Regions from separate parts of the Homo sapiens genome. Here region 1 is linked to region 2. Evidence: chromatin loops called from intact Hi-C (ENCODE). Cell type or tissue: GM12878. All regions are shown on one strand.

Evidence for each region. Peaks named below come from ENCODE experiments on the same cell type or tissue, not always from the same donor. Only the 100,000 strongest peaks of a DNase experiment are listed, where the experiment ranks them.
Region 1: a loop joins it to region 2, with 2.2 times the contacts of the local background. A loop is called at or near these places in 38 of 110 quality-filtered maps.

The regions. Positions count from the first base shown.
Region 1 is chr10:96,392,572-96,400,571 of GRCh38, forward strand. It overlaps TLL2 (tolloid like 2), which reads right to left. Exons shown (of 21, transcript NM_012465.4): 11 at 4,615-4,731; 12 at 3,304-3,449; 13 at 2,616-2,811. Among named protein-coding and RNA genes, the nearest start is that of OPALIN, 38 kb to the left of the region's middle. RefSeq lists an enhancer at 4,543-5,071. In GM12878, a CTCF peak has its summit at 3,559 (motif pointing right); a DNase peak (open chromatin) is centred at 3,565; H3K27me3 peaks cover 223 bases.
Region 2 is chr10:96,827,139-96,835,138 of GRCh38, forward strand. LCOR (ligand dependent nuclear receptor corepressor) reads left to right here and starts at 5,160. Exons shown (of 8, transcript NM_001346516.2): 1 at 5,160-5,261; 2 at 6,268-6,341. MIR607 (microRNA 607) reads right to left here and starts at 1,626; the gene lies at 1,531-1,626. LOC102723665 (a long non-coding RNA gene) reads right to left here and starts at 5,320. Exons shown (of 1, transcript NR_135921.1): 1 at 3,494-5,320. RefSeq lists a cis regulatory region at 3,508-3,707, silencers at 4,743-5,042, 5,063-5,112, 5,123-5,842, 5,883-5,942, 5,983-6,222 and enhancers at 4,969-5,683, 5,684-6,399, 6,400-7,113. In GM12878, a CTCF peak has its summit at 3,594 (motif pointing left); DNase peaks (open chromatin) are centred at 3,593, 4,741, 5,189, 5,309 and 1 weaker place; H3K4me3 peaks cover 3,764 bases; H3K27ac peaks cover 3,277 bases.

The DNA.
Region 1 (8,000 bases), 430 kb before region 2:
CAGTTATCCCCCTGGAATGGAGCCCCAGCACCCAGCTTACAGAACCTGGGGTGGAAGTCAGGGGAGGAGAAGGCCAAGGGGACTGGAATAAACAGAATTAGAATGACAACCTCATAATCATTCATGACATGTGGTAGGCAGAATAAGGCCTTCCAAAGCTGTCTACAGCTTGGCCTCTACAATCTGTGAATCTGTTACCTTAATGTAAGATTCTGCAAGTGTGGTTAAATTAAGGATCTTAATTAGGTGAAAGAAGGACTCTGCAGGTGTGGTTAAATGAAGGATCTTGGAGATGAGGAGATTCTCCTGGATTATCTGGGTGGGCTCAATGTCAACACCAGGTCCGTGTAAGGCAAAGAGGTGGAAGGAAGTTAGGGTCAGAAGGAGGAGATGTGCTGACCGGAGCAGAGGTCTGTGATGCAGCAGAGAGAATGTGGCATGAGAATGACACACTGGCCATTACTGGCTTTGACCATGGAAGGGGACCATGAGCCAAGGAATTCAGGCAGCTCCTAGAAGCTGGAAAAGGCAAAGAAATAGATTCTCCCTTAGAACCTCAAGAAGGAATGCAGCCCTGCCATCCCCTTGATTTTATCCCAGTGAGACCCATGTTAGACTTCTGACCTCCACAACTGTAGGATAATAAGTGTGCATTGTTTTAAGCCACCAAGCCTGTGGTAAATTGCTACAGCAGGAATAGGAAACCAGTCCATCACAATAGCCAGAAGAAATTGTCGCATCGGTTTTTCCAGAAAGAATAACCACTTCAAAGATTCCTTCCCTAGCAAAGACAATGAACGGGACTAAACACTACACTCGGTGTATTGACTTGCACTATTCCATTTTCTCCTGATGACAGCCTTGCAATCACCTGGCAGCATTGTCTCTCCAGGTAGAGAGACTGGAGCTTGTGCAACAGAAGCTGTGCAACTGGAGAAATCATGCAACTTGCTTGAGGCCACCCAGCCGGTGTCACTGCTGCCAAGTCAGACAGGGGCCACCCCAGGCTGGGAGACACCAGGCATGTGCAGGCTGGGCCAGGGTGGGATTGGGGCTGTGAATTTCCAGGCATCTCAACTAAGGCTGTCATATCTTCCCTGTGCAATCAGAAGCTGACCTGCTTTCAAAATACAAGTGCTATGGCCTGGCTTTTTTTTTCTTTTTTTTCTTTTTTTTTTTGGCTTGAGAAAGAAGCAACTCAGTTTTGTCTCCAATCCTTCAGCGCCATCATGATTCTCCTCTGCTGCTGTTTGGGTTTTGCTCTTCCCCGATACCTCAAAATAGGAAAAAATAACAGCCCCACCCCTTGTTTGTCACCTGCCAGCTTTTAAGTGCCTCCACAGCCGTCCTTTCTTTGGGGCTTCACAACAATTGCTTAGGTACAATGGGCAGATGTCCTTCTTCCTATTTTACAGAGAGGAAAACTGAAGCTTCAGTAAGGACGAATGGCTGCCTGCTCTGGGTGACAGTGCAGAAGTGGGTTCTTTTGACACCCAGGCTGTTCACGTAGAACCTGGGAGAAGGTCTAAGATGGGGCAGAAGAGGAGAATGGAAGCAAGGGAGGGACTGGGATTTCTGTGCTGGCTCAGCCAGGAGTCCTAGGAGAGGAGGGAAGAGGAGAAAGCAGGCTCTGGGCAAGCACAAGTTGTAGGGGGGCTGGGGAAGTGGGGTCACTGATTAAGGGGCCACAGCAGCAGAGGACTGAATGTCTCTACTCAAGGGCTGCTGCTGTGCTCCTGGGCGCCCAGGCCCAATGCAGTGGGGAGCAGCCATGCTTCCCTCTTAGGGTGTGGTCTTCAGGGCTTTCAGGGGCCTGACAGCAGAGAAGGAGGACCTGCCCGTTCAAAGGAGGGTTGGAAGCTGGCTCTTCTGGGGCCAGGAAAGCTCGGTCTGCCCATGCCATTCTGGGCCTGGTTCCATCAGGACCCTACAGAGCAGCAGGTCCCCAGGGCAACACGGAAATTTGTTCCCAGAGTGCCACCCCTTATTCTCCTCCCAACCCCGATCATGTGGGGGTAAGCATGTAGTCTAGGGGCACTGATGTTCCAGGAGCTGAACACCTGGGTTGCCTCTCTGGCCCACATCAAGGAATAGTAGCAATGTTGTAGAAAGAGTTTGAGCTTAGGAATTAGGCCGACTGAATTAGATCCCCGATCTGCCACTTAACTACCTGCATGATCCTGAGAAGCCCTGCCCAGCCCTGATCCAAATCTAACTCACAGGGTTATTTGGGGAATTAAATGACATTATGTAAGTCAAGTACCTTACACAGTTCTTGGTACACAGTAGGTGATCAATTAATGATAGCTGCTATCCAAATATTTGCTGTTATTCCATGCTCAGTTTCACTACCGTGTAGTTTGCCCTTGTAAACTTATTAGATCTAATTTCCAAGTACAGAACTTTCTATCGTGTGGAAGCCAAGGCTGAGCCTGCTCCTGATCAGTTGGGAACTCTGCTGGGGGCTCACACCCAGCTCTGAAATGCATCGCTGCCTTTTCTCTGCAGGGAGCCTTGTTTGGTGGTAAGCTTCCATATGGTTTTGTGTGTCTTAGGCCAGGGGGAGCAATATTTCTTCTTGTGCCTAAAAGTGGAAACAAACTGCTAATTCATACCCTTGAAAAAATTGGCTGCAAAGCCCGCTTTATTGATAGAGCCATCGGACACAAACTTCATCCACAGTCTGTTGGAGCTCGATTTCACATCCTCCGGCTTCTCATAGCCACAAAAGTGGCCGATCAGGGCACTCTCTTCCGTGGGGCCATCCCGGACTTCCAGGTAGTCATATGCACAGCTGTCGTGCCTTTCAATCTAAAGGAAGAAACAGAGGCAAGGTGGATGGCAGATGGTTCTGCTTTAAGGTTTTTGATTTAAGAAGAGAACCCAAATATCACTCTCAAAATCTAACCAAGAGGCCAAAGGACCCAAGTGTGTCCCAGGTCTCTCCATGCTGCTTCCTAGTTCACTCCTTACTTGCAGAAGTCAAGGGTGAATCAAACTGAGAAGAGTCTAAGAGGATAAATAGAGAAGAACAATTCTACCAAACTTCCCTGGATCCCATCCTGAATTTTCACTTTGATTATTATTCTCAACCTCTCTTACTGCCCTCAGAAAGGTGTCAAACCCCATTTCAAAGCCTGCATAGATGTTGATGTCAGATGTCCGGGCACAATTCACTATGGGCTTGAGAATAGCCTCTTAGGTTCCTGTTTTTAGCCAAAAATGAAAACCCATCTTTACAGAGTGGAGGATGTCTAGCAAAAGTTGCCGTTTCCTTGGGAAGCCGGTCTGAGCAGCACTCACCTCAAAAGCTTGGAAGGTAAGTCCCACGTGAAACCCCTCTGAAACCGTAATCCTCCAGACACATTCCTTGGAAGGTCTGTAGTCATCCGGATAGTTGGGAGATTGAATCTGACCGGCATCTTTGTTCATGTCTCCCCCGCAGGTAGCTTTAGAAAGAGACATCAGGAGAGGAAGACGGGGGCCCTGGTCAGATCTTACTTAGGAAGGAAGGTTGGGGAGGCGGGGGGAACAGCGCTTGCCACCACTAGGTGGCTCCGCTCACCAACATTTTCATCTCCAGCCCACAAACACCGCGCCTCCAGAAAGGCACGATTGCATTTGTCTTTAACTCTGAATTTTTTTCATATAAAGAAAAAACCACATAAAGCAGTGGTTCTCTAACTTCGCTGTGCATCAAAATCGCCTGAGGGAGTTTGCAAACTGTGGAAGCTGGGGCCACACTCCCCAGAGGTTCTGATTCCAGTGGGTGTTGGGGAGCGCTGCGTAGCCGTGAAGTTCCCCAGGTGATTCAAGGTAGAGAGTACAGGACCGCTGGTAGGAAAGGACCCGTGCGCGCACACGTGCACACATGCGCACACATGCACATTACTTATTTTACAAAGACAAAACTTTGGCCTCTCTAAAATTGTAATAATTTAAGGCCGAAGGACCCTTGGTAATGTAAGGCCAAAGGACCCTTGGTAATTTTCTGGTAGTTTTCCCCTTTCTTTTTTTTTTTTTTTTTTTGGTAGAGGGTACGGTGGGGTGGGGAATGAGCCAGAGAAGCTCAAGACATAGAAGAAATAGAAGCACCATCACCTGGTGGCAGCTGCCTAGAGCCCAGACCTATTGGTTCCCTCTACTCAGCCACCAGGGTAGCCTCAGAGGCCCTTCTAAGAAACGCAGTTGGAAATTCCTTGATGTTGCCCAAAGTCTTCTTTTCACAAAGGAAACAAACAGAGGCCTAGAGAGGTCAGATTCTTTGCTTAGGCTCACACAGCAATTCAGAGGCTGCTATCATTTCCACAGGGTTCTAGATCCCCCCAATACCGTCCTGTATGGGGGAAGCCGACTCCTCAGCTGGCCTGGAATGAGGGTTGAGTGGGATGGCGTCAGAAGGATGGCACTACTTCTGAAGTGGGCACAGCTGGCCTCTGCTTCCAGAATGTTGCAGGAGGGGCTGTGGAATCCTCAGCTTGCCCCCTGTGGTGGCTGCCCCCACCCCTGTGGCTCTGGCCTGGAGTGTCTGGGCTGGGAGAGGGACAGTGGGCTGCCTGGGAAGGACAGAGCTTATGAGGGGCCACCGAGCAGCTGCTTTCACCTCGCACAAACCTTCGTACGCTGCAAAGAAGCCCTTGCCCAAGATGTTGCTGCTGCTGCGGAACTCCACCCAGAGCCGGCTGTCCGTGGAGACGAGGGGCTCCGGGATCTTATCGCCACAAAACCTGCCTGGAAAGTGGAAAAAGAAGCAGTTAGGAGCCCTGGGGACAGCAAGAAGGCACTGGCTTCAGGCTAGGAGGAAGCTGAGGTTCTTCACACGTGGTTTGAAGTGAGCAATAACCCTGGCTGGGACAACTTATCCTGTAGCACACACAGGATCAAAAGATGGGATTGGAAGAGTCACACAATAATGTGTGACTTAATTCTTTTTCAGGCTGACTTCAGGAGAATTCCAAATTCCCATCAAAGTATCCAGAGAAGAGCCCAGGCAGCCTCTCCCCTGCCGAGGGGTGTTGCTGAGGCTCTGAAGGTGAGGCAGGGGAAGAATGGTGAGAGAATAGAGCAGATTTCCTTTCCTGGTGTTTCCTGTTGCATGTATACCCTTCCCTTTTGGGGGCATTAGACATCTGCTTTCCTTGACTTGGGAAGGGATGCCAGGGAAAACACAGCAAAGAAATAAAACCATCTTGGCGTTTACATTTCACAAGCCTAGTTGCAATAGCAAAGATTTGGAAGGATGCACCATATTTTCCCCATCCTGGTAGCCGTAGGAGGGTTCCTAGGATGGAGGAGTGACAGGACTAGCGGGAGAGCAGCAGGGAGCCCCTAAAAGGACCCATTCCCCATCTCACCTTGAGAAAGAGATCCCAGGTAGGTTTAAGAATCTAAGAGAAGCAGAAAACTGTGTCCTCAGTCCTTGGGCAGAGTCCAGAGTGGCAGCAAGACCCTGGATTCCCCTGTTGTGCCCACCCGCCAAGGTCAGCATAGAAGTGTCTATGTGATTGTCCAGACATTTGGCCCTGAGACAGGCATGCAGAGCTCTTCAGGCAAAGTGTGGCAGGATGGCAGCAACATGATTCCAGGCCCAAGAGGGGGATGGAAGTGACTTTCCCACAGCTGAGAGGATTAGGGGAGCCATAGAATGTCTCCCAAGCTTCTAGGGGAATGTAGACCTGCACCATTCTGAACTGGCCTAGGGTTGATAAAAGGAGGAAGCCCAGTAGCCTGTATCTGGATAGAGGACTCATTGGTTAGGGATGAGAACATCCCAGCAATGCCAGTCAGGGTGGCAGGATAGATGCCCCCCGCCACCACCATGCCTTGGCATAAACTATGCCCCCAACCAGGACATACAAATTGACCAAAACTGAAAACACAAATTGACCAAAATCAAGTCCCTACTACCTGATGGAAAGGGGGATCATCATAGACAAACTTTTGTTATCGAGAAAAAAAATTAATACATTTGTATTTTCTTAGACACTTGGGTGCATGGTCTGAAATCTGGAGCCTCCACAGAGGCCTGGTCTTCCCAGTACCTGGTCATTCTTGGCCATCTAATCCCTACTGCCACGTCAGGATGGCAGCCCAGGGCGAGGTGGGAGATGGGTTCATCTTTACTGAATGGTTCAGAACACAGGCCAGCCACGGTCTATTTGGACTGGAAGACCATGGTTCTACCAAGCACCTATTGCATGAGTCACTTGGAGAATGTATTTAGCTTTGGGGGGCAATGGGGAATGGGAAGTGGCTGCTAATGAATATGGGTCTTCTTTTGGAGTGATGAAAATATTCTTTTTTTTTTTTTTTTTTTTTGAGACAGAGTCTTGCTCTGTCACCCAGGCTGGAACACAATGGCGTGATCTCAGCTCACTGCAGCCTCTGCCTCCCAGGTTCAAGGGATTCTCCTGCCTCACCCTCCCAAGTAGCTGGGACTACAGGCACGTGCCACCATGCCCAGCTAATTTTTTATATTTTTAGTAGAGATGGGGTTTCACCGTGTTAGCCAGGATGGTCTCAATCTCCTGACCTCATGATCTGCCCGCCTCAGCTTCCCAAAGTGCTGGGTTTACAGGCATGAGCCACCGCGCCTGGCTGTGATGAAAATATTCTAAAATTGATTGTGGTGACACAACTCTGAGCATGCTAAAAACCATTGACTGGTATACTTTAAATGGTGAATTGTATGGTCCAGAAATTATATCTGAATATTTTTTTAAAGTCCAATTCACAGATATGTCACGGGTACTCTTACTGCCAGTGCTATGTTAGGCAGTGGACAAACCACGTGAGGCTATGAGCAGGTGAGGTTAGGGGAGGAGTAAAGGCCACTGTAGGCATCTCCTAAGGGCCAGCTGTGTTGTACATGGTTTGGGGAAACATGGGGGTAAAGGCTGTTAATCTCCTCTGCTTCCTTCCAATTCTGACCACCTGTAGCCTTTTGGAATTGGGGAGATTAATATTAAGTGAGATGAGATGAAACTCCTGCCAAGAATTTGGCAAGAAAAAATCCACCAGAAGCCTTTAAATTTTCAGTAATGGTTTCTCTGGCACGGCCAATTAGTGTCAAGTGATTTTTGGAAAATGACAGGCAAGCCTGGGGAAGTACTGCTTACCAATGAGGACACGGAGCAATTAGACAGTGCCGGTTCACAAAAGGAATTCCTTCTTAGCCTAGCCCAAGTTTCAAATCCAAGTTTCTCCTTTTAAAACCCAGCTGTCACAGCCACTGAGGCTTGTTTCCAAAAGAGAGGGAGACTTTCACTGCCTCGTCTCCTAAGGACCTAAGCAGATGAGATGAACCACGCACCACCCAAGGGCCATTAGACAGCCTGTCTCTGCTGAGTACTCGGCAGGAGGCAGGAATTGCAGCCTGAGGTATATTTTACTGCCTTGGCAAAACTAGACTTCGTAGAACAAATTACAAATTATTCCTAAGCACTCTCCCCAAATCACTTTGTCACTCTTAACTAGAATCCTCTACTTTGTCCCTTAACTGATGTCTCAGTGTTCTCATCTTCACCATAATGGTTCTAATAAAAGCCCCTTTTTTATTGACTATGTCTATGCCAGACACTGTCCTAAGCACTTTACATGGATTATCTCATTTCATCCCAATACTCTCTGAATTAGGTACTATTATTAATCCCACTTCACAGACGAGAAAACTGAGAGTCAGAGAATTTAACTCTCAAAGCTGTAAGTAAGAGCAGGATTTGAACCAGAGCAGTCTGAGACCTTCATCATCAGTATCACTTTCTTCATCATCACCACTACTACCATCAAAAAAAAAAAAAAAAAAAAAAACAAAACCTTCACTGACTGAGGCACAGTTCTGAACATTGTACAATTTTGGATAGATAGACATCAAATCTACTCTCTAGTAATGTAGATGTCATCCCCATTTCCCAGTTTGGAAACAGACAAGTAGGAATGAAGATCAAAGCCTCAAACCATAAAGCAATTCTGTGGAAATGCCAGTCTTGGCTGTTTGACTC
Region 2 (8,000 bases):
TTATAGTGCAAACTTTGAGTGCAAAGTTGGATTGATGAAGCTCACTGTTGAGGGTCAGGCAGGTCCCCTGACAGTAAGGGAAGCTGGAAGTCTTGGGTGCAACAATACACTCACCGCAGGCAGCTCTGTGAAGGTTCACCTTGCAATCCTGCAGATGACAGAGCTTCTCTGCTGGAAATATATCCTGGCCATGGTCTATCTCCCCATGATTCTGGCATGGGATCCCCAGAGTCAGCTGCTCCACAGTAGGGATAAAGCATTTCTGGACGTAAGGCAGGTGAAACAGAGGTGGCTGTGTTGGGGACAAGGTCATGAACAGCAACACTATGTCTCACTTGCCTTTGATACTAAAACACTGGTTCAGGCTGGGGTCAGACGCATTAGTAGCTGTAATCTTTTCCTCTGCCAAGAGGGTGGGCACCACCTCCATCCAATATATTAGTAAACAGTAGATCTCCAATAATGATCCTCCTTTCTGACTGGTAGGATGAAAAGATAATGGGGAAAGAGCCCAAGAGGAATCTTTCGCAGTTGGTGGTGGTTGGGGGGCAGGGGTTGATGGGTCTTGAACTCTAGAACAAGCTTAGTGGCATGGGGATAGTGGACACCCAAACCCATAGCTATATCAAGGAAACCTCCAAGAAGGGAACTGCCTCAAAACAGACAAGCCAGTAGCTGTGTAGGAACTAGGAGCTTTTGGATGTGAGGGTAAAACCATGTTGCCAGGCAGAAAAGATCTCATTTATGCAGAAAGGCAGCACCCGGCTGGGACAGTCAAACATTTCTACCATGCTAAAACATGCGCCAAAGACCCAGAGCCAAGAGCCCAGGAAAAAGCCAAGAGATGCCACTCCTCCCACTGCCTGCTTTCAGATGAAGTGGACACTTCAAATGGGCGAATTTTATGGTATGTGAAATATATCTCAATAAAACTACAGAAGAAAAATAAATGTCACACGTACAACATAAAGTAAAATCATACATGTTTTCTAGGCCAGTGGCATAGAGGTATACAGGCTGAAAAGAGAGAAACTCTGAAAGTTATTTATTTATTGAAACAGGGTCTTGCTTTGTTGCCCAGGCTGGAGTGCAGTGGCATGATATCAGCTCACTGCAACCTCTGCTTCCCGGCTTCAAGTGATTTTCCTGCTTCAGCCTCCAAAGAAGCTGGGATTACAGGTGCACCCCATACCCAGCTAATTTTTTTTGTATTTTTGGTAGAGACAGTGTTTCACCATGCTGTCCAGGCTGGTCTCGAACTCCTGACCTCAAGTGATCCTCCCGGCTTGGTCTCCCAAAGTGCTGAAATTACAGGCGTGAGCCACCATGCCCGGCCTGAAAGTCTTTTATTAAGCAAAAAAAGCCACTACATGAGTAGTTTCTCAAAAAGACCAAAAGCCGTGTGACCAAGTGACATGGCTTCCTTTCTGTCTGGCTAGGTCTTGTCTCTGACTTAGGTCTCATTTCCCCGAAATAGCACTGGAAGCAAAAAATAGTGTGATGGTTAAAGAGCCGGCTTTAAGTAACTCGCCCAAAGTCACACAAGTTATAGATCTGGATTTGAACCCAGGCAGTCTGGCTCCCTGGGTTCCAATCCAGATCTATAACCTGTGTGACTTTAGGCAAGTTACTTAACCTCTCTGTGCTCTGTTATAAAATGGGATACACGATTGGGTTGTTGCGAAGAATAAATAACATAATCTTTGAAACGTGCTTCAAAAAGCATCTCTTGCTTGTTGGAATTTATTTGAAGTTGACTATGTTTTTTTAAAAAAGCCTCCCATTAGGACATGCTTTTTTTAGAAGGCCCCAATCATTTCATCCTCCCATTTGTCAATGATCATTTCTATGTTGCAAGCCATCTTTAATCAGACACCAGGTAGTAGTTGATCTAATGCTGACAAGCCAAGTCCTACTCCCCTTCCCTGACATTCCTTTTCTGCCATTGTGAGAACTATAGAACATGGCTCAGAGGTTGTTTTCAAAGGCTGAGGTCATTGCTATCATTCCTTCATACTCTCACAGATTAACTCCAAACTGCAGAAGCATCTTGGTTTCCCATCATCCTGCAGACTGGGCAAACAGATAGGAGCTTAGGAAGGCCTAATCAGAGAACAGATGCTCATTTCATGCTAAGAATGTGCTAGCACTGTACGTGAATAGTTTCATTTCATTTTCACACAAACCCCATCTTGCAGACTATTATTATCCTCTTTTTCACATGAGGAAATTAATGACCAGAAAAGTTAATATGTCAAGGTCACACAGCCACTGAAAAATGGAGCCAGAATTCCAACCCAGCTGTCTTCAGACCCTATTAACTGCCATGTTATATTACCTGCCCCTCCCTAGAATGTAAGAGTTTACAGCTAAGGCCCTCTTTAACAGTAGCCCAAAGCAACAGAGGTCAGAAATTCTGTCTTATCTATCTATGTCCTCGGTGCCTGGGACACCGCCTGCCATGTGATAGGAACACAGAATGTCCAACTGCTTAACTGTGCTCGGAACATGTCATGTAGAGTTAAGTGAATCCTCCAGTTGCAGAGTCTATTTTCTACTTGTAAGACTATTTATTTATTTACTTATTATTTATTTATTTATCAAGATGGAGTCTCAGCTCTGTCGCCCAGGCTGGAGTGCAGTGGCACGATCTCGGCTCACTGCCACCTCCACTTCCTGGGTTCAACGGATTCTCCTGCCTCAGCCTCTTGAGTAGCTGGGATTACAGGTGCCCACCACCATGCCTAGCTAATTTTTGTATTTTTAGTGGAGACGGGGTTTCACCATGTTGGCCAGGCTGGTCTTGAACTCCTGACCTCAAGTGATCTGCCCACTTCAGCCTCCCAAAGTGCAGAGATTACAGGCGTGAGCCACCGCGCCAAGCCAACTTTCTACTTGTAAGACAATTTAGAGGGGTTTAGAGTCACAGAGATCTTAGTTAGAATTTGGTAGCTATGTGATCTTGACAAATGTATTTAACTCATCTGAGTCTTGTGTCCCTAACTTGGAAAATGTGGTAAATATATACTCATAGCATTATTATCTGGATGGAATGAAACAATGATAAACATATAATAGGTGCTCAATGAATATTAGCTGTTACTATTGCCTCCCTATCCTTTCTTCCAAATAGGTCTTTGTGATAGGTCAACCATGAGTTAGTTCCCAACTCAAAATAAGTGAAGCAGAAATTGGAACTCAGAGTAGAGTAGTAAAACTAGCATTAAATTGGAAATTGGGAAACTTGTCTCCTGGCTTTTGTTGCCCTTTCTCTACCCAGCAACTATGTAATCTTGGTCAAATCACCTTACTTGTCTGGGCTTCCAATTTCATATCTTAAGTTACAAAATTGATCTCTGAAGCCTCTAGGATTCTCTGAATCCATATGTCTGGGACTAAGAGATTATGTCGAGGAATTATTACCCTTGGTTTGATTGTTTTTTAAACAAATTAACTTGGGGTGGTTGGAAAACACATTGATTATTTACTCATCTTAGAGTTACACGTTGTTCATTTATTTGAAACTGAAACGTATTTCCTCCAAACACCGTAGAAACTTAAAGGCCGCAAAAGACTCACACCCACCACCTAGCGGCGAAAAAAGGAAGTTTCAGGTGATACAAGATGTCCTGCCATCACACCTGAAGGATGGTTGTCCACAGCCATTTTTTAAAATCTCGTATTAGTCCTCTTCCTTCAACACTCAGGACAGTATTATGTACCCAGAAACTCAATACTTCCTGGCGTCTTCATTTGACAATACTCTTAAGCCAATGAAATCCTGTGGGACGTTTGCGAATTTTATAAAGATCAATGTTTTAAGATTGGCGGGGTGGGCTGGGAGTGGTGGGGGGGAAGGTGCCTTCCTACCCTTGCATTTGCATCTCAAGCCACCCGTACCCGAGGCCCACCCAGTCCATCTGTTCATTGGTAGATACACCATTCCGCCATTCCGCCAGTGGCTGGTGCAGAGAACCAGGACCACCACCTTTGAAAAGACCTAAATCAATACTCCAATGGGATCCTGATGTCAAGTATTTAACGACTTTGCTTTACCTACTACAGTAATTAAAATTAAGTCTTCAAACTTAAATTTAAATTTCTAAAAGCAGGAATGCACTGTCCTTAATCTTAAACACCAAAGGTGGGAGAAAGAGGCCAGAATCCTAGGGTACTAGGCCTACTGGTATAGGGCGATCTCTTCTGCTTTTTTCTTTCCACCCCATTTCTTTTCCCTTTCTCCTTTCGTTTCCCATCTTCTCTCTTCTCGTTCTCTTCGAAGTAACAGTGACAAAATTAAGGTGATTCAATTATTCCAAGAGGCTTGCTCATATAAAATATTTCTCTTCAAGCCCTTTCCTGAAATCCCAAATTAAAGCATTTCCAATAGTCTCTGCTTTAAGTATTCCTAGTTAAGTCTACTTTTGGAAATATTAAATATTCTCACTTTGGCACAATATTCCAAAATTCCTTGAGAAGTTCGCCTACGATCAGTCTTGCTAGTAGAAACCTTTTTTTTTTTTTATTTAAAACGCTCGATTTCCACTTTTTACTAGGTTTCCCAATGTTGGCGATGTCTCCCAATGACTTAATAACGTGTATCCACTTCACCTTTGAAAATCTTAGAGGTCAGTGCATCCACCGGCATCCGGGAATTTATTCTTATTTCTGCTTCTTAAACAGGCTCTGGGGAGGAGCAGTTTCGACGGAGAAGTTCATAGCAGCAGTTATTACGGAACTTGCAACAGTTGGTGCCGGGCGATAGGCAGGTTGGAAGTGATAAATGGGGCTGGCGTAAAAAACAAAAAGCCCCGGGGAGGGCGGGGGCAGCCGTGGCCTTGGGGGACAGTGCGAAGGCGGCGCGGGGCCAGCGGGACTGACTTCCGGCTGTGGGAAGGCGCCGTCCCGGGCGGCCAGAGGCGGCGGCAGCCGCGTAGAAGGACGGCGGGATCGCAGCCCGGCGGGCGGCGCGCGGGGCGGGTGAGCGGGCCCAGGCCGCCCCCGGGCCACGCCGGGGCCACGGTGAGGTGAGGCCGGCCCTGCCCCCGCACCGCCCCCGGCAGGAGGCGCGACGCCCGGGCCGCGGGTGCGTGCGCGGCCCCGGGCGACGCGGCTGGGCGTGCGCGGGGCCGCGGCGGAGGCTGGGCCGGGCGGGCGGCAGAAGATGGCGAGGGTGTGTAGGCGGCAGCAATGCTCCGTTGAGAGACGCGGCTTTCGGCAAGAACTGGATTCGTGGCGCCACAAGCTCATTCACTGTGTAGGTGAGACCCTCCGCCGACCGCCGCCGCCCCTCCGGCCGCCCCGCCGCCGGTCGCCCCAGACCAGGGAGGAAGCTGGGGAAGTGGCAATTGCTGCTCCGGCCCGCCCGCCCTCTTTGGCTCGAGCGTCCCCCCTTCCCCCACCCCCCGGAGTGTGAGCGCGCGCGACCTCCAGGCGGGCTCCCCTGCTCGGCCGAGCGCGCGCCGGCCCCTCCCCTCCGCGCGCCTCCCCGGGGCTGGCTCTCGGCGGGAGCGCGGGTTCCTCCCCCTCCCGCTCTCCATCCCCGCCTGCTCGCTCCCCTCCCTCCCCGCTCCCGCCCCTGCTCCCGCTCCAGGCCCGGCGCCCCGGCGCCGCCGCCGGCTTATTGTGGCGACTCGCCTCGCGGCGCTGCCGCTGTACTGGGGGAGGCGCGAGGGGCGCGGGCGTGCTCGGCCCCCACCCGCGCTGTGGCCGCCGCCGTCCTCCTCCTGCGCCACCCCTCCCCCACGCGCGGGGCGCGCCCCCGGGTCTGCGTGCACGCGCGGCGGGCTGCAGGCGGGCGCCCGGCGCTCGGGCGTGTGCGAAGCGTGAGGTGGAGATGGGGGCGGAGGGAGCTGGAGCTGTCACAGTCCCCGGGTGCGCCTGACCGAGCCAAGTGGGGTGTCATGGCCGCGGGGGGCAGCGGCTGCACTTCCTCAGCGGGCGGCGGTGGCCGGGGAGTTAATCCTCGACGCACGGGTCGGTGTGTGCGTATTTGTGTTCGGTGTCGTGCTGCGGGAGGAGGGGGTGGGACCGGGTCCGACCGAGGAGCCCCGGCGGGGGTCGCTCTCGTCCCCTCCCGGGGATTGGCCGGAGCCGCAGCCTCGCCCGAATGCCCCGTCCGCCCCCCGCCTCCCGGACCTTGGGCCGCCCTCGGGTGGCTTTTTCCCTGCGGGCCGGAGGGAGCGCGGACGGGGGCGCCCCGGGAGGGGCCGGGCGGCCGAGCTGCGCCTCTCACACTGTGTGTTTTGTCTGTTTTTCTCTCCCAAGGTCCCGTTTCCCTCTGTGCGGCGGCCGGCGGGACCATAAGGGCTTAACTCATATATTTAACCCCCCTCCAAAAAGTAAGTGGCCCGTGTGGTGTCTCCGCTCCGCCCGCCGCCCCCTAGCCCCAGTCCATCCTTGTGTCTGACTCTCCTGTCCTCCAGCATTGTTACTTCCCCGTCTTTGCTTCGGTGCTGCTGGTGTGTGGGGAGATGCCCTCTCGTCGTCCGCTGTCCCCCACGCCCAGTCCTCGGGGAGGCCCAGAATTCCAGCCCCTTCTCCCCCAGGGGAATATTCTTGGGAACCAGGTCTTTCCCGGCAGAATCTAGGAGAGTCTATCCGTTCGCTTGGGCCCCTCATTCCCTCCTTCCCGACAGGGTTTCGTTGGAAGGAATTATGCAAATCCTGCTTTCTGGTGTCCATTCAGCGGCAATTTCATGCGGTGAGAAGTTCTCTTTGTTGTGCGAGGGGGAGAACAGACACTGATTTAATAGACATATCTGTTGGGGGGAAGGGTGGAGGGGGTGTGGAGAGGCTCAGTTTGGAAGAATTACAGCACTTGGTTAGCTCAGTGTCTTTGTGTTTGAGCCTTCTGGCTTGACAGGAGGGTCTGCCCTTTACAATGTCCCACAAGGGATGTTTTCGATAATAGATTAAAAAGCAAAATTGAAACTTTAAACAAGTGAAAAATCAGGTAACCTTTACTTAAAGAATATACGCCTTTCCATTTCTACAGGGTTTCATTACGAAAATGTATAGCGTGAGTTTCGTTAAGGATTTAGACTGTAACACCGAAATTAATATAGGCAACAATGCTTTAAGGTATCTGATACCAGTTTGGTTGTCCAAAGGTTAAAAGTGCATTTTCAAACATATGCTTGTGCAAATAATAAAGGCATGAGTCAGTTTTTTGGTATAATTCGTCTCATGAATATATTTTAAAATTCCCCTCCTGCCAATCCAAGACCAGTGCTGCCCTCCAGGAAACAAACAGCCTTTTGCCTATCAGTTATCCTGTACTCTGCTCTATCTCTGCTTGTTTTATTCTTTCAAAGTATTATTATGCATGTACTAAAATGTTACGTCGGTTTAAGTACTTTTTGAATTACTTGGTATTTCGGACTATCATAGAAGAGAGCATATAGCAGGTTTTGAGAAGCATGAAATTAATGCGTTTTCAGAATTGTGGGTTAGTATCAAATGCTGGAATTGTTTTGAAGAATTTTTAGTTCTTGTATGTTTTACATTTGTTAGTGATTGGTTTTTTCAGCAGGGCTTTTTAGTCTTTGAAAGATTTTTAAATTTATAATGTAGTCCTGTCCTGTAGATTTTCTGAGTTCCATGTTGCTTTAATTTAGATGGTTTTAATTAGTGTATCTTATTCTAATTCTCTTTGCATTTAATCCTGGGCTCCTGCCTCAGGACCCCATTTTTTCAGTCATTGCTAGTTAGTGGTTAGTTACTGCTGCTTGACAAGATGTGTTTTTGTTTTTGTTTTTGTTGTTGTTTTTTCTTTATTGAGACGGAGTTTCACTCTTTTGCCCGGGCTGGAGTGCAGTGGCGCCATCTCGGCTCACTGCAACCTCCGCCTCCCAGGTTCAAGCGGTTCTTCTGCGTCAGCCTCCCGAGTAGCTGGGACTACAGGCGTGCGCCACCACGCCCAGCTAATTTTTGTACTTTTGGTAGAGACGGGGTTTCACCATATTGGCCAGGCTGGTCTCGAACTCCTGACCTCATGA